2 separate regions of the Homo sapiens genome follow, and region 1 is linked to region 2. A link is a loop called in an ENCODE intact Hi-C map of the cell type or tissue named here. Cell type or tissue: PC-3. All regions are shown on one strand. Each heading gives the region's core, and the rest is flanking DNA. Links, peaks and the distances in the headings are about the cores only.

Evidence for each region. Hi-C counts contacts between places; a loop is a spot of excess contacts. Peaks named below come from ENCODE experiments on the same cell type or tissue, not always from the same donor. Only the 100,000 strongest peaks of a DNase experiment are listed, where the experiment ranks them.
Region 1: a loop joins it to region 2, with 4 times the contacts of the local background. A loop is called at or near these places in 10 of 110 quality-filtered maps.

Annotation. Positions count from the first base shown.
Region 1 is chr6:158,411,945-158,422,456 of GRCh38, reverse strand. It overlaps TULP4 (TUB like protein 4), which reads right to left. Exons shown (of 14, transcript NM_020245.5): 2 at 9,264-9,392. Among named protein-coding and RNA genes, the nearest start is that of SNORA116, 94 kb to the right of the region's middle. RefSeq lists an enhancer at 9,357-10,512. In PC-3, for the core only: no CTCF peak of the experiment used is centred there; a DNase peak (open chromatin) is centred at 4,546; H3K4me3 peaks cover 815 bases; H3K27ac peaks cover 2,140 bases.
Region 2 is chr6:158,241,548-158,252,059 of GRCh38, reverse strand. It overlaps a transcript of TULP4 not described here and the pseudogene SRP72P2. Among named protein-coding and RNA genes, the nearest start is that of TULP4, 66 kb to the left of the region's middle. RefSeq lists enhancers at 9,088-9,137, 9,538-9,607, 9,718-9,827. In PC-3, for the core only: no CTCF peak of the experiment used is centred there; a DNase peak (open chromatin) is centred at 6,119; H3K27ac peaks cover 1,004 bases.

The DNA.
Region 1 (10,512 bases), core at 1,403-9,402, 170 kb before region 2:
GTTAATTTTTATGCACGGTGTGAGGTAAGAATCAAGGTTTTCTTTTTAAAAAATACAGATATTCAGTTGTTTCAGCACCATTTGTTGAAAAGATTTACCTTTCCCCCATTGAACTACCTGCATCTTATAATTTACGTTTGGTTACCTTGTAATCTCTATTTATAGCTATGCCCAATTTTTCATTCATAAAATTGTTTATTTCTGTGTTCTTCTCTTGATCAGTTTTGCAAGACATCTGTCTATTTTGTTGATTTGTTTCCAAAGAACTAATTTTTGGATTTGTTGATCTCTACCTTATCATTTTTCCCTATTGTACTAATTTTCACTTTCATTTTTATTATTTCTTACTTTTTCTTTCATTGGATTTACTCTCCTTTTCAATTAATAATATTTTAAGATAAATACCTATCTGACCAATGATCACAGTTTTATTGCTAATATAAGTAATTAAGGATATACATTTCTCTCACAGCACCACTTTAATCATATCTCACAAATTCCGGTATACAATGAAGGACTAAATTCTTATTCTTTTACCTTGCCCAAATTCCTATCTAAGGGGTCTGGGGAGTCATGCCCTACAAATCATAAACTCTCATCACATAGGTTGGGTTTTATTTAACACTATATATCATGATTTACTTTCCAACCTCACTCTGGCGTAACATTACAAGACAAGAAAATAAAAATATTTTACCCCAAAACGTGCTTCTTTGCCATATTTTGAAATGGCCCTACAAAGCTGTTCTTTGTGGGGAAAAATTTGCATCTGTAAAGAATCTCTATTAACATCGCTAGATCTTTTGATTCCAGACCCTCCCAATTCTAAAGAGACTACCTAAAATCTGAATAGGAAACATTTGTCATCCTACTGTCTCTAAGGACAGCCACTATAAGACTGCAAAAGAACTTTGGGCTGCACAAAATTTTATTTTAACCTGAACATTATCTTTCTATCAATCCCGGGTCTTCAGACAAACTCAACCAATTGTCAACTAGAAAATATTTAAATTCACCATAGCCTGGAACCTCCCGGACCCCTTTGAGTTGTTCTGCCTTTCTGGACCAAACCAATGTATTTCTTTTTTTTTTTTTGAGACGGAGCCCCGCTCTGTGGCCCAGGCTGGAGTGCAGTGGCGCGATCTCGGCTCACTGCAAGCTCCGCCTCCCGGGTTCACGCCATTCTCCTGCCTCAGCCTCCCGAGTAGCTGGGACTACAGGCGCGTGCCACCACGCCTGGCTAATTTTTTTGTATTTTTAGTAGACACAGGGTTTCACCGTGTTAGCCAGGATGGTCTTGATCTCTTGACCTCGTGATCCGCCCACCTCAGCCTCCCAAAGTGCTGGGATTACAGGCGTGAGCCACCGCGCCCGGCCACCAATGCATTTCTTAAATGTATTTGATTAATGTCTCACGCCTCTCCAAAGTGTATAAAAACCAAACTGCGGCCCGACCACTTTGGGCACATGTTCTCAGGACTTCCTGAGGGCTGTGTCATGGGCCATGGTCACTCATGTTTGGCTCAGAATAAATCTCTTCAAATATTTTACAGAGTTCGACGCTTTGTTGACATGTTTTCATTATAATTTAGATCTAGGATTTTATAAATGTCTATTAAACATATTCTGTAAACCATGAGCTATTTAACAATATATTTTAAAATGCCTAAATAGGCCGGGCGAGGTGGCTCACGCCTGTAGTCCCAGCACTTTGGGAGGATGTGGAAGGTGGATCACCTGAGGTCAGGAGTTTGAGACCCACCTGGCCAACATGGTGAAACCTCGTCTCTACTAAAAAAAAACAAAAATTAGCCAGGTGTAGTGGCGGGTGCCTGTAATCCCAGCTACTCTGGAGGCTGAGACAGGAGAATCGCTTGAACCCGGGAGGCAAGGATTGCAGTGAGCCGAGATGGCGCCATTGCACTCCAGCCTAGGCAACAAGAATGAAACTCGGTCAGAAAACAAAACAAAACAAAAAACAGACAGGGATCTCTTATCTCGTCGTTATTAACTTCTAACCCAGTTGCACTGTGTTCAGAGATCGTGGTCTATAATCATCATGCCTGACACTGGAAATCTGTTTTTTATTTAAGTCGTAGAACAGGGATTGGCAAGCTATGGCCTGTGAGCCAAATCTGACCTGTCACCTATTTTTGTATGGCCCACAAACTGAGAATGGTTTTAAGTGGTTGAGAAGAAAAAAATCAAAAGAAGAATGATATTTTGTTATTTGAAATTACATAAAATTCAAATTTCAGTGTTCATAAATCAAATTTTAAATTTTGTCAATAAAAATCTTTTGGAAATCTGATTTTCCTCTTGTTATATGATACCTATATAATATCCTCAATTTTGGCTCCTTGTCCACAAAACCTAAAATATTTACTATCTGACCCTTCACAGAAAAGGTTTGCAGAATCCTGCCCTAGAATATGATCAATTTTTATAACCCTTCTGTGTTTGAGAAAAAAGTATGTTGTCTAATTGGTGAATTAAGAACCTATAAATGTCCTTTAGGTCAAGCTTGTTAATTGTGTTGCTCAGATCATCTACATCTTTGCTGACTGTCGTTAAAATGTCTGAGTATGTCAATGGATTTATCAATTTTTCCTTTCAGTTCTATTAGTTTCCTTCACTTATTGTGATGCTATTAATAAGTGTATACATATTTAAAATATGCTCTTGGTAAACTACAGCTTACCAAATAATCCTTTCTGTCTTCTACGAACCAAATAATACTTTGTCTTCAAATCTACTTTATCTGATACTAACATACAGCTACATCAGCTTTATTTTTTTTCTTGGTATTTGCAAGATACATCTTTCTCATCCTTTAAATGTGTTTATGTCCTTAAGTTTGAGGTGTGGCTCTAAACAAGATATACTGTTATCTAGATTTTTACAAATGTAATCTGCTAAGCTGTATCTTTTGATTGGTAAATTTAATCCATTTACATTTATTCTAATTAGCATTATATTTGTTCCTGTTTTCTACCACCTTGGTTTACTTTTTCAATTTGTCCTACATTGTGTTTCTTTTTAATCTTATCTAACAAAACAAATGCTATCTATAATCTTCAATGTTGCTTATAGCTACAAACATTTAGCTTTTTAAAAAATCTATGGTATTAATGGATATATTACATTTCAGGTAATGAGAAAATAAATGAACAAACACCAAAAGAACATGAACTTCTTGCTGTTTTTCAAGTAGGGGTTATGGGTTTATGTTGTGTTATCAGCAATGTCTCTATCATGACAATGGCATGGTTTGTGAGATAGCTCTTGAATAGCTGGTCTGAGATTACTGAAAAAAGTTGTTTCCTCAGATAAACTCAGAACCTTGGCTTTACTGACTTTATGTTCCAACCAATTATACTGTCTGGTTTTTCTCATTAACATAAAACAATGTTTTTCAGAAACAACGCATTACATTCTGGAATAAAAATAAAAAGCTCTTTCATTTTGCAAAGATAATGCTATTTACTTACATGCATTTTAACTATGTATTTTAAAAAAGATTTGTACTAAAAGAGAAAACTATTTTGGGAAATCTCCTTAATCCATAGCCAAAACACATAGCCAGTAAAATGAAGCTTCTTAGAGATACCAGCAATTTTACATCACACAAAAAAACTGGTAATAGAGGATGTTCACATGGACTAATTGGGTTTCTGTTTATTTGTCTAGAGACTTGGTCTTGCTTTGTTGCCCAGGCTGGAGTGCAGTGGCACAGTCATAGTTCACTGCAGCCTCAAATGGATTGCTCAAGCAATCCTCCCATTGCCGCCTTCCGAGTAGCTGGGACTACAGGGTTGTGAAACCATACCAAGCTAATTTTAAAACTATTTTTGTTGAGATGAGGTCTTGCTATATTGTCCAGGCTGATCTTGAACTCTGGTCACAAGAGATCCTCTTGACTCAGTCTCCCAACTAGCCACTTGGCTCAATTTGGGTTTATTAGGTCAACATAATGTGATAAGACTATATCACAACTGGAAAAACAAAACCAGAGAAAACCAAGTATCGAATTGCTTAAAAAAAAAAAAAAAAAAAAGTGGTGGCTCATGCCTGCAATTCCAGCACTTTGGGAGGCCAAGACGGGTGGATCACCTGAGCCCAGGAGTTCAAGAACAGCCTGGGCAACATGGTGAAACCCTGTCTCTACTAAAAGTATAAAAAAATAGCCGGGTGTGGTGATGCATGCCTGTAATCCCAGCTACTTAGGAGGCTGGGGCAAAAGAATTGCTTCAACCCGGGAGGTGGAGGTTGCAGTGAGCCGAAGATGCGCCACTGCACTCCAGCCTGGGTGACAGAGAGACCCTGTCTCCCCCGCTCCCAAAAAAAAAAAAAAAAACACACACACACAAAAAGGCAGAAACTCCAGTTCTTTTAGTTTTTCAACTGCAGAAGGTTGCAATGCTCTTGCTTTACTAAAGAGTTCTCAGGCATGGATTAATTGAAGCTGAGCAGCAGGCTGACCATGCCATTGACCCAGGCAGCTTTTCATCAGACTGTCTCAGAGTGTGTGTGCCTGGTACAGCCGCCCCTGGTGACTAATACTGTAAAATAATGCATGTACTGTTCCAAACTCATTTTTGAAATAAAGGACTCTTAATCATTTCCTGAAAAAGAAATTGTTAAAGCATCTCTTAGCTTTTGCCAAATGTTTGATTACTTTGTGACAATGAAAAGCATGCTATATAATGAAAATAATCTGTCATTTCTTCTAAAAAGTAGTCTTTTTCTCTGAGCTGGTTTCAAGGACACTCCTCTTCTAAGCCACAGAACTTTTCCAGGTGCAGAAAGCCACCAGTTCCTTGACCAGTGATCCATCGTCACCAGTGTGTGGTGTCCTTTTTAGTCGGGTAAGATCTGACTCCAACACGATTAAAGGCAACCAAGCCTCCCCCAGAATGCCACTGTTTAATGATGACAGTTGCTCAGTGGGTTCTAAGATTTGAAAAATCTGAGTTCCAAATGGCAAAAGTAAACAAAACTCTAAAATGAGATCACAACATACAGTAATTACTTTAGTCAAACCTGGTAGGCAGGCATTTATGAGATTCTGGGTGCTTCCAGATGTTCTGTGGCCCAGGGAAGCTCATTTGCCTCCAGGGCTGAACTCATTCTCCCTTTCTTGTTTCTAATATCTGCTCCAAACCCTCAATGGAAAGAAACACAAGGGAAGTGTTGGATGGTGGTGACTGCACAGCTGCTATGGAGATGATAGAGGGCCCCTGCTCACAGAGGCTACTGCTAGGAGAATCCATGTGCTGGTGGCACTGCTTGGCTGGTAGGGTGGGCCTTTTAATGGTAATGAAGCCTGAGCTCCTTGGGGTATACAGTCATGTCGATTAACAATGGGGATACATTCTAACAAGTATGTCATTAGGCAATTCCCTTGTTGTGTGATCATCACAGGGTGCACTTACTCAAACTTGGACAGTAGAGCCTGCTCCACACCTAGGCTGTATGGGACAGCCTACTACTCCTAGGCTACAGACCTGTACACATGTGATTGTGTTGAACACTGTAGGCAACTGTAATACAATGGCAAGTATTCATGTATCTAAAGCTATCTAAACATAGACAACATACAGTAAGAATACAGTATAAAAGATAAAAAGTGGTTCATCTATAAAAGGGCACTTACCATGAATGGAGCTTGCAGGACTAGAAGTTGCTCTGGGTGAGCCAGAGAGTGAGTGGAGAGTGACTGAAGGCCTAGGACATTACCTTGTAGCTACTGTAGACTTTATCAACACTGGATGCTTAGGCTGCACTCATTTCATTAAAAAAATGGTTCTTTCCTCAATAATGAATTAACCTTAGCTTATTGTAACTGTTTTACTTTTTAAACTTTTCAGTTTTTCAAGAAGTTTGATACTTTTTTTGATCCTTTTGTAATAACACTTAAAACACAAACATATAGCTGTACCAAATTATGTTTTTCTTTATATCCTTATGCTGTAAGCTTTTTCTATTAATTTTTTTTTTCTTTTTAAATGTTTTTGTTAAAAACTAAGACACATATTAGCCTAGGCCTACACCCGGTCAGGATCATTCATATCACTGTCTTCTGCCTCCACACCTTGTCCCACTGGAAGGTCTTCAGGGGTGTGATCGTTAATACTGAGTGTCAAACTTGACTGGACTGAAGAATGCAGAGTATTGTTCCTGGTGTGTCTGTGAGGGTGTTGCCAAAGGAGATTAACATTTGAGTCAGTGGACTGGGAGAGGCAGACCCCCCCTCAATCTGGGTGGGCACCATCTAATCAGCTGCCAGCGCAGCTAGAATAAAGCAGGAAGGAGAAGATGGAAGAATGACTTGCAGAGTCTTCCAGCCTTCATCTCTCTCCCGTGCTGGATGCCTCCTGCCCTCAACATCAGACTCCAAGTTCCTCAGCTTTTAGACTCTTGGACTTACACCAGTGGTTTGCCAGGGGCTCTTGGACCTTCGGCCACAGACTCAAGGCTGCACTGTCAACTTCCCAACTTTTGTGGTTTTGGGACTCAGACGGATCCACCACTGGCTTCCTTGCCCCTCAACTTGCAGACGGCCTATCATGGGATTTTACCTCGTGATCGTGTGAGTCAGTTCTCCTTCAAAAACTCCCTTTCATATATACATCTACCGCATTAGTTCCACCCCTCTAGAGAACCCTAACACAAGGGGCAGTAACATATCCACGGAGCTGTCATCTCCTATGATAACAATGCCTTCTTCAGGAATACCTCCTGAAGGACCTGCCTGAGACTGCTAACTTTTTTTTTTTTTTTTAATAAGTAGAAGCGGCCGGGCGCAGTGGCTCATGCCTGTAATCCCAGCACTTTGGGAGGCTGACGCGGGTGGATCATGAGGTCAGGAGATCGAGACCATCCTGGCTAACGTGGTGAAACCCCATCTCTACTAAAAAAAAAAAAATACAAAAAAAAATTAGCCGGGCGTGGTGGTGGGTGTCTGTAGTCCCAGCTACTCAGGAGGCTGAAGCAGGAGAATGGCGTGAACCCGGGAGGCGGAGCTTGCAGTGAGTTGAGATCGTGCCCCTGCACTCCAGCCTGGGCGACAGAGCGTGACTCCGTCTCAAAAAAAAAAAAAAAAAAGAAGCACACTCTATCTAAAATAATAAAAAGTACAGTAAATACCAGTAACATAGTCATTTGTTATTATCAAGCATTATGGACTGTACTAATGGCATGTGCTATACTTTTATACAGCTGGCATCACAGTAGGTTTGTTCACACCAGTAACACCACAAACACGAGTCATGTGTCATGCTGCAGTGTCACTAGGTGATAGAAATTTTTCAGCTCCATTACAACCTTATGAGATCACCGTCGTATATGCAGTCTGTGATAACTGAAACGTCATTATGCAGCATGTAACTACACTATGAATACACGCATCTCTGCCAAAAGAGAAAATCATTTCTTGTTTGGGAACATGACAGTGTGGTGGAGCATTACAGACTCAAACAAACTAGGGTTTGAGTTCTGGCTTACCACCCATGAACTTCCTTGGACAAGTTACTCAACTCCTGACCTGGATTCTTCTCTTCTATTAACTGAGAATAATGATATTTTTGGAACAGGGTTCCTGGAGACTGAAAGATATAACGCATGAAAAAATCAAGCACTCATTTGGCATTTATCCTTGCTCCCCTTCCATTTCCTTTTCTGAGCAGTGATTTCAAGTCCTCTGGCCACCCTAAATCTGAAGATATGTCTCACCTCATCACTGGGCCTTTCTAGGGAAGAGAATCCCATGCTTTAGTTAATGGAAGAATGACAGCATTTTAGAACCTTTACAGGCCAACTCGGAGAGGCGGTCATTTCACAGAAACCAAGAAAAGCTGCTACCTCAAGGCCTGAAACTCATCTTTGGTGATGACCTATGGCTACTGCTTCAGGGCAGGGCAGTTCCATGCCAGACAAGGTGGTAGAACCTCCACATGCTACAGGCACTGTGATAAGATGCAAGCGGTGCCATGGGCACTTTTCATATACAGTCTTATGTAATCCTCTGTGATCCTGAGGCACAGGCAAGTATCTCCCACACAGAAGTCATGGGGTGGGATTTCCGGCCTACATTGTCTGATTCCAGAGCTCATGCTCTTAATCACATGTCCACTCACATGAAGATGTCTACATCTGTGGCTCTCCTTCAAGAAGGCCAGTTAATGGTCAAGGGGCAGGCTCTGAAGGAGCCTGAAGGAAACTGGTAAGGCCTTATCAGTCAGTCAATATTATTACATTTACTCTACCAAATCAACTCAGAAAAAAATGCTGTTTTCACACAGGGTCTTCTGTGATGATATCTTACAGAAATCCTCGGCCTGCTAATAGCCGCTGACAATAATGTCTTCATTCATTGTAATTTTATGTCACTTGACTGATCTGTAGCTTAGGAAGCTCACAGCTTATTTAAGCAACAGGTGGGCGAGGGAAGGATGAGAATCCAAGTACCTTAGAAGTGTATAGAAAGGCAGCCACAGGGAAATCATTCTGAGAGTTAAAATAGTCCAAGAAACCCCTCATTAATTATTAATTGACATCCCCTGAGGATTCAGGTTCTTAAGTCCCAGTTTTGTACAATCCCCAGGATGGGAGCTGCCTGCTCCAATGTGTGTCCTTAAACCCATACAAAAGGTGCACCATGAAGCCGTCCTGTAAACCAGAACAATCTATGGAGCAGTTCTAGAAACAGCGCAGCTCAGCAGGCTGTCCTGGGTGCAACTGTTTCCTGAGAGCAGAGACAAACTGTGTCAGAAAGGAAGAGCTGGAGGATGACAACAGGAGGCCGTGCTGATTGAAGCCTGTGGAAGAGATTGTAGCACCCTTTCCTTGTTGAGCAGGTTGTGAGAAGTCACGTGAAGCTCTCCATGAGACCGCTGAGATGACAACACAGGGAAGATACCTTTCGAAGGGGGCAAAACAGTGATATGCCAGAGGCCCCAAATTTAACATGGAATCACAACACTGAAGGGTAAAAAATGACTTCACAGATCTGATTAAAGTTTGAAAGTTGGAGAGTTCTCACAACAGCAGCATGGTTGAAAAGGGGGCATGATCCTGTACTCTTTTTATCCAGTGACATATGTGAGAGAAATGAAAAGTAGGATTCTAATTTGATTGATTTCTCTTCCCCCAGCTCTGGAGCACGTGGCGCTGTGTGGTGCTAACGCACTGGCTCCGGAATGCCTGTCTGGGAGTCCTCTACCCCGCAGCCCTTCACTGGCAGAGCTGCGCCTGCCACTCACCTGCGCCCCGCGGTCGTTGACCAGCTCCACAGACCACCTGCCCTCGTACTGAATCCACACGAATATGCCTCCGTCCGCATCGCACGTGGCCAGTTTCTGGTAGGGCTCATTCCACCTCACCAGCACAACCTAGAAAACCACCAAGAAGACATTTACCACAGGAAATAAATCTGTGGGCCAGGATTATTTCTGTGATGTGATCAGACTTGAACTAATTAGAATGCAGTCAATAAAGGGAGAAGACTGGGGGCGAATGCAGGGATCAGGGCAGGGAACAGACAGAGCTCACACGAGAGTCCACAGGGAACCAGCCCCACTGACACGGCTTCCTAACAATGAGAGACAGTGCGAACATGCCCACTACTACAAAAACAAAGAGGCGACCTGGGGCCCATCCGCACCCAGCACCTGCCTCTCAGATGGTCCTTCATCTGCTAGTCCTGTGCTGTGGGGAAACTATTTTAACAACATTTACTATGGATTTGAATCAGGGTATTATTTATTTAGTATGGAAAGAGGAAAGGGTGAGTACTATTTAGGTTCATTTTCCTCCAGAAGCAAAATTTTCCGTATCTAACTTATTTCTGAATAGTTTAGCATCTAAATCATCTAAATGTGGTTAATTTGGAAAAAAAAATACATACTTGAAAAATCTAAGTTGTTTACGATTTATCACAGAGGAAATAACAAGAAATTATAAGCTTCAAATTTTCTGAGTATAAGAACTTTGTTTTTTAATTTGAAAAATTCTGATCACTTATCTAAAAAGGTAGCAACTCGGCTAGGTGGCTTTTGAGAATAGGTGAGTGCCGGAGGAGTCTGAGGGAAGCCTCACAGGGCCCAGTAAAAGTAGCGAGGGACTGAGGGTTATGGAATGGTCCCCGGACACCATGAGCCACCAAACCAACACGGCAGGGCTCACCCTGGAGAATGTTCCCTGAGGCTGTTCCTGATTGGCCCATCCTGGTAATCATGAATTAATTCAGTCTGACACATTCAGCACACATTTTTTACATTCATGCTATGTGACTAATACTGAGTTGGTGGCTATGAAACACACCTGTTGTTCTCAGGTAAGTTCCAGCTGGGAAGTCAGAACCTCCAGACATGCAGCTAGATACTGACATATATCAATAAAATAAGAGCTATTACTAACCAGGCAAGAGTACTCTTGCTATGAATAAAAGAAGATTTGAACCCTTGTCTACTCCCAGCATTTTGTGCCTAATAGCTAATTATAATAGTTGTG
Region 2 (10,512 bases), core at 1,309-9,308:
AACTCACATTCAGAATCTCCTTCAACTACATGTTTTGTCCCAACCATCCAAACCCTCTGGGTTCTCTGCAGCCTGAGAGTTCTGCTAGAGAAAGTGGAGCTTCAATGCAGCTAACCTCTGTTTAATCTGACTATTCCTAACCAAAATCTTCTAGAATCTAAAACCTTTCCTCTTTGAGCTCAGTATATCAAGCTTAGCTACTTGGTGCCTACAATAGTGATCTGGTCAAACCAGAAGTGGGGGTCCTGAGAAAAGACTAAGGAGTACAAAGACTCTGCACTGTCAAAACTAGACTCAAATTTCAGCACCAGCCAATCAGCACCAGAAGAGGGAAGTGGAAAAGCTTCAATGCATGCGAGCAGTCATTTTCCACCTGAAGCCCCATTTACCTGGATTTTTAGAGAGACTCACATATCCAAAGAAAAAGCATCTTTTAAAATAAAATACAGTTACTCATAACTCAGCAGTTTACATTAGAGCCAATCTATCTCAGGAATTTTTTGATTGTTGTTTCTGTGTGTTTTTAAATGTACAAAGAGACCAGAGAATTAGAAGAGACAGTGTACTTCTTTCAAATGTCCCTATATATAAAAAATAGTTTATATTAAGTCTAAGTTAGAATCATATTAAAAATATTAGTTATATTAAGAATTAAGAGGCAGAAGCTTGTAAATCTCACATGACAATGAAGTTCCACACATGAATACAGAAGCCAAGAAACAAAATATTTTTCACACAGAAGAGTATGACCGTATTAAACCACCGAACTAAAAATTCAGTAGCTGAAGGTATGCATCCCAGCTGATTAACAATCTTTCAATAACATTAGATAAACCCATGCTATAAAATATTAATAATCTGCTTCTCAAAATAATATTATGTGGTAACAGACAGTACTTAAGGCCAGGCGGACACAAAATGAAGAGAAAGGAATTAACCAAATCTTAACTTCTCAGGGCTCTTTTGTGATCTAATTTGTGAATGCGCCCAGCCTCCCCTGTCTGCCTCCTTCTTGGGACATCTCATCTGGGGTCCACTCTACCACTCAACACCAAAGGAGCGAAACCAATTCTGCTAGTCATTAACAATCTAGTGAAAGGTTTGGTAATAAATAATGAATAAGTGATGAAAATTAAAAGGGGGAAGTCATTGGCTTAAACTGACCTCCATAGATCACTGGTATCACTCACCTGATAGTGCTTCCTTGTATACATCAAGTTTTGGCTGTCTTGTATACATCAGAGTAACAGATCAATTCCCTATTAGTAAAATCACATGCCATTTTTCTCAGTCATGTGGGGGAGAAAGAACTTCACCAACTAAACATGGGTGAAGGACAGCCAAGGAGATTCCATTTATATGACCATCAGTCAGCCAAGGAGACAAGAGGTATTTGCGAAACACAGAAAACAAAGCTAAGAAAGGGAAGAAAAAATGTGGTATCCCAAGGCTCTCAGAATTAAGAACAATACTCCTACCATTTCTGAACCATATGGTCAACCTTGAGACTTCTCTATTTTACAATAAATTTATAGAAAGCTGATTCCAAAGCACCTCATAAACATTATTGCTTCTATATCTCTCTCTAAAGAAAAGCATTTTGGCGCCAGGTATAGTGGCTCATGCCTGTAATCCCAGCACTTTGGGAGGCCAAGGCAGGCAGATCACGAGGTCAAGAGATCGAGATCATCCTGGCCAACATGGTGAAATCCAGTCTCTACTAAAACTACAAAAATTAGCTGGGTGTGGTGGCAGGCGCCTGTAGTCCCAGCTGCTCGGGAGGCTGAGACAGAATAATCGCTTGAACTCGGGAGGCGGAGGCTGCAGTAAGCCAAGATCGTGCCACTGCACTCCAGCCTGGTGACAGAGCGACACTCCGTCTCAAAACAAAAAAAAAAAAAAGAAAAGAAAAGAAATGCATTTTAACTAGGAATGGTGGCTCATGTCTCTAATCCCAGCACTTTGGGAGGCCAAGGTGGAAGGATCACTTGAGTCAGGGAAATCAAGGTGCAGCGAGCTATGATTGTGCCACTGTACTCCAGCCTGGGTGACACAGCAAGACTCCGTCTCAAAAAAAGAAGCAGTTTTAGCCTAGCAGGGACCAAATGATACTTAATATTACTCTATCAAATTTCTTGCACAAAAATGCACATAAAATACAATTCTCACTATCATTGACTACTTTTTATACTGTATCACAAAATTTTTCAAGGCATTTTAATTGGTCAAAAACTTTAAATAAACATATTCCATATAGCAATGTAATTGAGCAGCTTGTTAATGGTCCAGAAAAAGTCTGAAAGTGATAGTTAAAATTAAAGGTTAATGTAATTAAGATAAAACTGAATGAGAGAGAAAATTTGTGGAGTTCCTATCAGGACTTTGCTCTCCACTGATAACACAGACCCGGCTGTCACAGCCATTGAAGTTGTGAGGAGGGAGATGCAAAATCAAACACAAATAGAATGTCATAAATCCAAAAAGGCTGGGAACTGATGCATTAGAGTAAGCTACAATAGATAGATTCTGGGCAGCATCCCAATCCTACACTACCTAATTTATTCCCAAGTCCCTCAGAGGCAAAGCTGGGTAAAAAGACGAAACAGAATGCGTGCCACTTTCATTCTCACTTCTGTCCCAGTATTAAAAATAATTACTAATGGAATAAGATAAGCAAAATGTGAGCTTTCTGTCTTTTATTAAGAGTTATTGTGCATTACCCCCAAACATTTCAAATATTAGATTATTTATTTCATTATTCAGGCAACAGAAAATTAACTCAGAAAAGTAGTTTCTACATATGAAACATAAGACTGAGTTTCTCATTTCATGGGAAAATATAACAAGAATAAAAATGGTAAAGGCTCAAATCACTTGTAAGGCCTGGAAAAGGTGACCTCAGTGTCAACCGCATTCATCTTATGGGCTTCTCCTATGACCCAACCTCTTTTTTCTTTTTTTTTTTTTTTTGAGACAGGGTCTCACTCTGTCACCCAGCCTTGACCTCCCTGGGCTCAAGTGATCCTCCCACCTCAGCCTCCCACCTAGCTGGGACCACAGGCACTTGCCACCACACCGGGCTAATTTTTTACATTAGTTGCAGTGATGAAGTAGGTCTAGCTATGTTGCCCAGGCTGGTCTCCAACTCTTGGGCTCAAGCAATCCTTCCACCTAAACCTGTCAACGTGCTGGGATTACATGTGTGAGCCACCACGCCTGAGCAACCCAACCTCTTTAAACCTCTTTCTCTCAGATACATTAAATCCAGGCATCACTATTTATTTATTTATTTACTTACTTACTTATTTATTTATTTTGGAGACTGGGTCTCGCTCTGTTACCCAGGCTAGAGTGCGGTGGCACAATCATGGCTCACTGCAGCCTCAACCTCCCCAGGCTCAAGCGATCATCCCACCTCAGGCCTCCGAGTAGCGGGGACACAGGTGCACCACCATGCCCAGCTAGTTTTTAAATTATCTGTAAAGAACAGACGCCGGGCACGGTGGCTCATGCCTGTAATCCCAGCACTTTGGGAGGCCGAGGTGGGCAGATCAGAAGGTCAGGAGGTCGAGATCATCCTGGCTAACACAATGAAACCCCGTCTCTACTAAAATACAAAAAAATTAGCCGGGCGTGGTGGCGGGTGCCTATAGTCCCAGCTACTTGGGAGGCTGAGGCAGGAGAATGGCGTGAACCCAGGAGGCAGAGCTTGCAGTGAGCCAAGATTGCGCCACTGCACTCCAGCCTGGGCAACAGAGCGAGACTCCGTCTCAAGAAAAAAAAAAAGACGAGGCCTGGCTATGTTGTCCAGGCTGGTCTCCAACTCCTGCATTCAAATGATCCACCCAACTCAGCCTCCCAAAATGCTGGGATTACAGGCATGAGCCACCATGCACGGCCAGGCATCACATTTTAATGGCATTCTCTAATCTGTTAACATACAGTTAACAGTTAAATTCTCTGATTATTTAACAACTCTAAACAGTAACTCTGCCGAAAATGTCAGCTTTGGCTGATGGGTTTTGTGCGCACAGCAGAAGCCTAACTTCTTATGATATAGGTCTTGATATTCTAACCACTGGAGCTGAATTTGTGCCTCCGGTTTTGTGGCTAAGAGGGTCATTTGAAGCTTAAGAAACTGATTACGTGTAAAGATAATCCTGTATATTTTCTCAGCCTATGGTAACATCACTGCTGATCAACTTTTCATGAATATTAAAACTGCCCCGGCACTAACAGCTCGGTTTGTTGTCTGAGGATCTCTGACACTACCATTTTGCCATAGCTGTTCGTAACAATGATGTGCATTTCCCCATGGAGGTAAACACACTCTTAATAGCCAAAGATAGTGGAAAGGCACAGTTGCAGGGGAGAACAACATGGTCCTGTAAGAGCTTCCTACACAAAACTCTTGACTTCCCTAACTGGGACTGAAAAACATTCACACACACAAATCAGAGGTATAACTGACTCAAGAAGTTTAAACTAATCTTCCTTTTGTCCTTGACAAGAAACTAATAAAAGAAACATCCAGTAGGATGAAAAAATTCTGAACCTAGTGACAACACTCTATAACATTTAAGTAGAATTCAAAATTGCTGAGCAACAGTTTTGGAAAGCAGATACGAATGAGTCTTTAGAATGTAGTGTTCCAACTAGTAACTAGCTGGATCAATAGCTGAAACATACAAATAAAAGCTGTAAGACTTCATAGCTTTCTTTCATAAAAATCTTAAAAAATGTTTCATAAACCATGATTGACTTAAAGGATCAAATTCTTAGACTTAACCAGACATTAATAGATTAGACTCTACAAGCACTTTATCCCAGGGGATCTAATATGCCCATTACAAACTGGGATACATGTTAAAACTACAAAAGGAAGAAACAGTAGAAATAATGGTAATAACCTAATACCCCATGTAACATGTTTCCAAATCCTTTCCCATCCATTACAGTCTAAATTGAGTCTTTAATTTTTAAAAAGTGAGAAATCAGTATCTTACATTATAGTGTGTATCTTTTGCAAAGCTCTCTCAAATCCATTTTGACTCTAATTGTGTTTCTGATTAAAAATAATAACAGTGAGAAAGATGTTCAAATAAATCTATATCCTCTGCACAGCACTGCTGCACACCTACAGAATAACTTCCTACACTCTATAACCTACCACACCATTACTGTTGGAGCTTTCCATAAATACTACATTTCAATTCTATTCTTAAAATACTCTTTATCTCACGGGTGAGTATCCTTGACACCACATAAGTATAGAGACTGTTATTTCTGCTTACATTAGAAAAAATAACTGATTCTAAATTAGCCATATTTAAAAGGAAAAAGGGCATAAATTTTTAAATCCATGAATTCAAAATTTTAATTTTCACCAATTATATTCTATGAAAGCAAGAAACCAAGTAGAGCTGACTCACTGGTATAGATCCTACCATGGTAAAGAGATGGTTAAAAGGAAAAGAAAGCATTTATTTATCAGAGTTTGCAGTCATTTTATAGAGATGTGATTAATGTTTCTGAGCAAATAATGTATTTAATTTTTTTTTTTTTTTTGAGATGGAGTCTCACTTTGTCGCCCAGGCTGGAGTGCAGTGGTGCGATCTCAGCTCACTGCAAGCTCCGCCTCCTGGGTTCACGCCATTCTCCTGCCTCAGCCTCCTGAGTAGCTGGGACTACAGGCGCCTGCCACCACGCCCGGCTAATCCTTTTTTGTATTTTTAGTAGAGACTGGGTTTCACCGTGGTCTCGATCTCCTGACCTCGTAATCCACCCACCTCAGCCTCCCAAAGTGCTGGGATTACAGGCATGAGCCACCATGCCCGGCCCAGATGTATTTAATTTTAGCTAAATAGGTAGTGAGCATCTATCTCCTTGTCTTCCTGGAATGTCTTCCCCTTTCTTTAGTTAAAATAACCTCAACTCTCCTTGTGAGTCCGTCCCCATTCTATATGGTCTTTATAGAAATCTCAATTGAGAACAATACACACACACACACACACACACACACACACACACACACACCCCTAAGGGGTAGGCAAATTACTCACGGTCAATCATATGCTCAGTCCAGGAAATTTGAATCTTATGACAGGAGAATTAAACCAGTTGGTGCAGTCTTTGAGACCATGGTTACCTAAACAAACATCTATTAGGTGGTTTCTGGAGCTTAGATCCTCTCGGCTCAGCCTTCAAAGCCTAGTTGTTCAGCATCTTCTGTGCCTATATGTTTCCAAGTGCTGTGCCTATGTTTATGTAACCTATCTTTTTCACTCAATATTATGGGTACCTTCCCAGATTGGTTGCTATAAATGCATGTCATCACTTTCAATGGCTGCATGCAAGGAAGGTAATATAATCCATTTAAATAATTCCTTGTCTAAGGTTATTTCCTATTCTTTACTATGTACATATATCTGTTCTAACATTTCCTACTATTTCTTCAGAATAAATTCCTACTAAATGTGGACTTTCTGGGTAGAAGGCTATGCACACTTTGCATTGTGATATCTAACAGCAGCTATCTGGACTGAGTGCATCAATGTCTACATAGGCTATCTGAGAGGACATACCTCCCTTCATCTGCACCAGCACCGAGAATTACCATCATCCTTATCATTCCCTTTCCACACCAGGAGATGCCCAAATAATAAGATCAGCAAGAGAAGGAACAGCAGAAGTCATCATAACATGATACTTTATATTAAACTTTACCAAATCATTTCAAATCCATAAAGGACTAAATTGGGTCTAGGCCGGGTGCGGTGGCTCACACCTGTAACCCCAACACTTCGGGAGGGCAAGGCAGGAGGATCCCTTGAGCCCAGGAGTTCAAGACCAGCCTGGGCAACATAGTGAGGCTTCATCCCTAAAAAAAAAAAAAAAAAATTTAATTGACCAGGTGTGGTGATATGTGCCCGTAGTCCCAGCTACTCAGAAGGCTAAGGGAGGAGGATTGCTTGAACCTGGGAGGCCAGGCTGCAGTAAGCATGATCGCACCACTGCACTCCAGCCTGGGTGACAAAGTAAGACCCTGTCTCCAAAAAAATAAAAAAATTGTGTCTAAATTATATTGCCAACATAATCACTGAAAAATGCTGTCTTAAGTCTGCTCAGGCTGCGATAAAACCATAAACTGAGTGGCTTAAACAACAGAAATTTATTTTGTTTCTTTTATGTTTTTAGTTTTTTTATTATTATTTAAATAAAAAATAAATAAATAGAGACAAAGTCTCGCTATGTTGCCCAGGCTGGTCTCAAACTCCTGTGCTCAAGTGATCGTCTCACCTCAGCCTCCCAAAGTGCTAGGACTACAGGCATGAGCCACCATGCCCGGCCACAACAGAAATTTATTTCTCGAAGTTCTGGAGGCTAAAAGTCTAAGATCAAGGTACCAGCAAGGTAGGTTTCATTCTCAGGCTTTTTTTCCTCCCTTGTAGGCAGCTGCCATCCTGCTGTGTGCTCACATGGGGAGAAAAAAAGCAAGCCTCCTGGTGTCTCTTCTTCTAAGGACACTAAGCCCATATGAAGGCCCCACACTCATGACCTCATCTAACCTTAATTACCTCCTACAGACCCCACTTCCAAATACTATCACATTGGGACTTAGGGCTTCAACATATGAACGGGGGTAGGGGGACTCAAACACTCAGTCCACAACAAATGGTATCTACTTTAGCTCTGAATTCTATTTATTTAATGACTAGTAAAACTGAACATTTTGTTTATTGCACATTTAGGTTTTTTTTCTTTTAAAAATGGTCTGCTCTGATTTCATGTCTGAAACAGAAAGTATACAGGACGAACCTGAAACATCTCATCATATCGTAAAGCAAGGAAGCTATGAGATTACTAGAGACGTGTCAGAAGGACTCAGGTGCCAGCCTAAATAAGCCTACACTGCCCAAAGAGGGAGCAATTTGAGCATCGAAAGGACAGTAACTGCAATGGACTGAAACACACCACGTATGCTAAAATAGGCGTTCATAATGTTATGCGAAAAAATTTAAAACCCTCAACCATCACCACTGGAGGATGCTAGGGGACCAAATCATAACTTTGAAAACTGGTAAATCAAGGGAAATAATCAGACACTTTTCAAACCCTTCCTATACACTCTATACCTCAAGGTAACCAAATAATTGACAAAGGAGAATTTCTACACACACACACACACACACACACACACACACACACACACCTATTTCAGCTAATAACTAAATGACAGGATGTAACCATATTGTAATCCCTCCTGAACTCATAGACCAAGTTAACATTCAAGAATGGTTGCTAGTATCACAAAAAGAAAGAAAGAAGACTTCCTGATGAAAATAATCCTGCCCTCACAAAAAAATAAAATTGGATTCTTTTGATTTAGCCTCTACAATGAACTACCAATGTACAGGAAACACAAGAAATAAAATAACATATTTTACATTACAAGGATGCAAAGAATAAAATTCAGTTTCTTCAATAAAGAGTTGCAAAGAAAAAAAAAGATAGAGAACCTATAGGTTAAAAGAGACTTTAAACCATCCAACTGCAATGTATGGACCTTATTTGCATCTTAATTCAAACAATCATATATATATATATGATATGATATAAACACACACACACACACGTACACGCCCATACACACACATACATACACACAAATATATACTGCAGTCAAGGAGTATTGATTGGATATCTGATGATACTAAGAAAAAATTTTTAAGGTAAGATAATAGTATTGTAATTATTTTAAGGGGTCTTTTTCTTTTGGAGACATGTACTAAAATATTTACAGACAAAATTATATGACAGCTTGATTTGCTTTAAAATAATCCAAGTGGAGGGACGTGAGAGGTATTGCTCAAACAAAACTGGTAACGTTTTAAAATTGCCAAAGCTGGGCAAGATACAGTGCTTTATTACACCAGTCTCCACTGTTAGCAATGTTTTAAAATTTCCATGATAGGCCGGGTGCGGTGGCTCACGTCTGCAATCCCAGCACTTTGGGAGGCCGAGGCGGGCGGATCACGAAGTCAGGAGTTCGAGACCAGCCTAGCCAACATAGTGAAACCCTGTCTCTACTAAAAACAACAAAAAAATTAGCCGGGTGTTGTGGTGGGCACCTGTAATCCCAGCTACTTGGGAAGCTGGGGCAAGGAGAATCACTTGAACCCGGGAGGCGAAGGTTGCAGTGAGCCAAGATTGCGCCACTGCACTCCAGCCTGGGCGACAGTGAGCAGCAGGGTGGAGTTTCAGTGCCTGTGCTGTGTGGAGTGAAGTGAACCGGTACGGCCAGAACAGCAACTTCCTGTGTGCTCTCAAGCCTGTCAATAAGATACTGCAGATCCACAAAGATGATGTAACTGGCCTGCATTGTAAAGTGATATGCCTTATCCAGAAAGGAAGTTTCAGAGAAGCCTTGAATGTCATCAATACTTGCACCAAACTGTTAGCCAATAACTCTCTCTCCTTTGAAAAGGCATATTGCGAGTACAGGCTCAACAGAATTGAGAATGTCTTGAAGACAGTAGAAAGTACCAACCGGCAGACAGACAAACTGAAGGAGCTTTATGGATAAGTGTTACACCGTTTGGAACACTATGATGAATGCTTAGTGGCATAAAGAGATCTCGTCCGAAACTCCCACGATGCTTATGATGAGGAGAGGAAAACAAACCCTTCAGCAGTTGTTGCAGCTCAAAGCAATTGGGAAAAAGTGGCTCCAGAGAGCCTGGGCTTCCAAGAAGGCACACATGAGCTGTGCTAAACACTGCATGTGCACTGATAGACCACGGCCAGCTGAACCAGGCCATGAACATCCTACAAAAAGCTGAAGGTCTTTGCCACCATTCATTATCAGAAGACACTGATGAGACTGAGGAAGACCCACAGGCAGGACTGGCCATCACTTATGGTCAGATGGCCTATATTCTGCAGCTTCAGGGTCAAACAGAGGAGGCTCTGCAACTTTACAATCAAATACTACTACTAAAACCAACGGATGTAGGGTTACTAGATGTAATTGCAAATAACATCATTACCATTAACAAGGACCAAAATGTCTTTGACTCCAAGAAGAAAGTGAAATTAACCAATGCGGAAAGAGTAGAGTTTAAGCTTTCCAAGAAACAACTACAAGCTATAGAATTTAACAAAGCTGGCCTGGCGCGGTGGCTCATGCCTGTAATCCCAGCACTTTGGGAGGCGGAGGCAGGCAGATCACAAGGTCAGGAGTTCGAGACCAGCCTGGCCAATACGGTAAAACCCCGTCTCTACTAAAAATACAAAAATTAGCTGGGCGTGATGGTGCGTGCCTGTAGTCCCGGCTACTCGGGAGGCTGAGGCAGAAGAATCGCTTGAACCAGAGACGCAGAGGTTGCGGTGAGCCAAGGTCACGCCACTGCACTCCAGCCTGGGTGACAGAGCGAGACACCATCTCAAAAAAAAAACAATTTCACGCCTGACTGGTTTTGGTGGAGACGGGGTTTCGCTGTATTGGCCGGG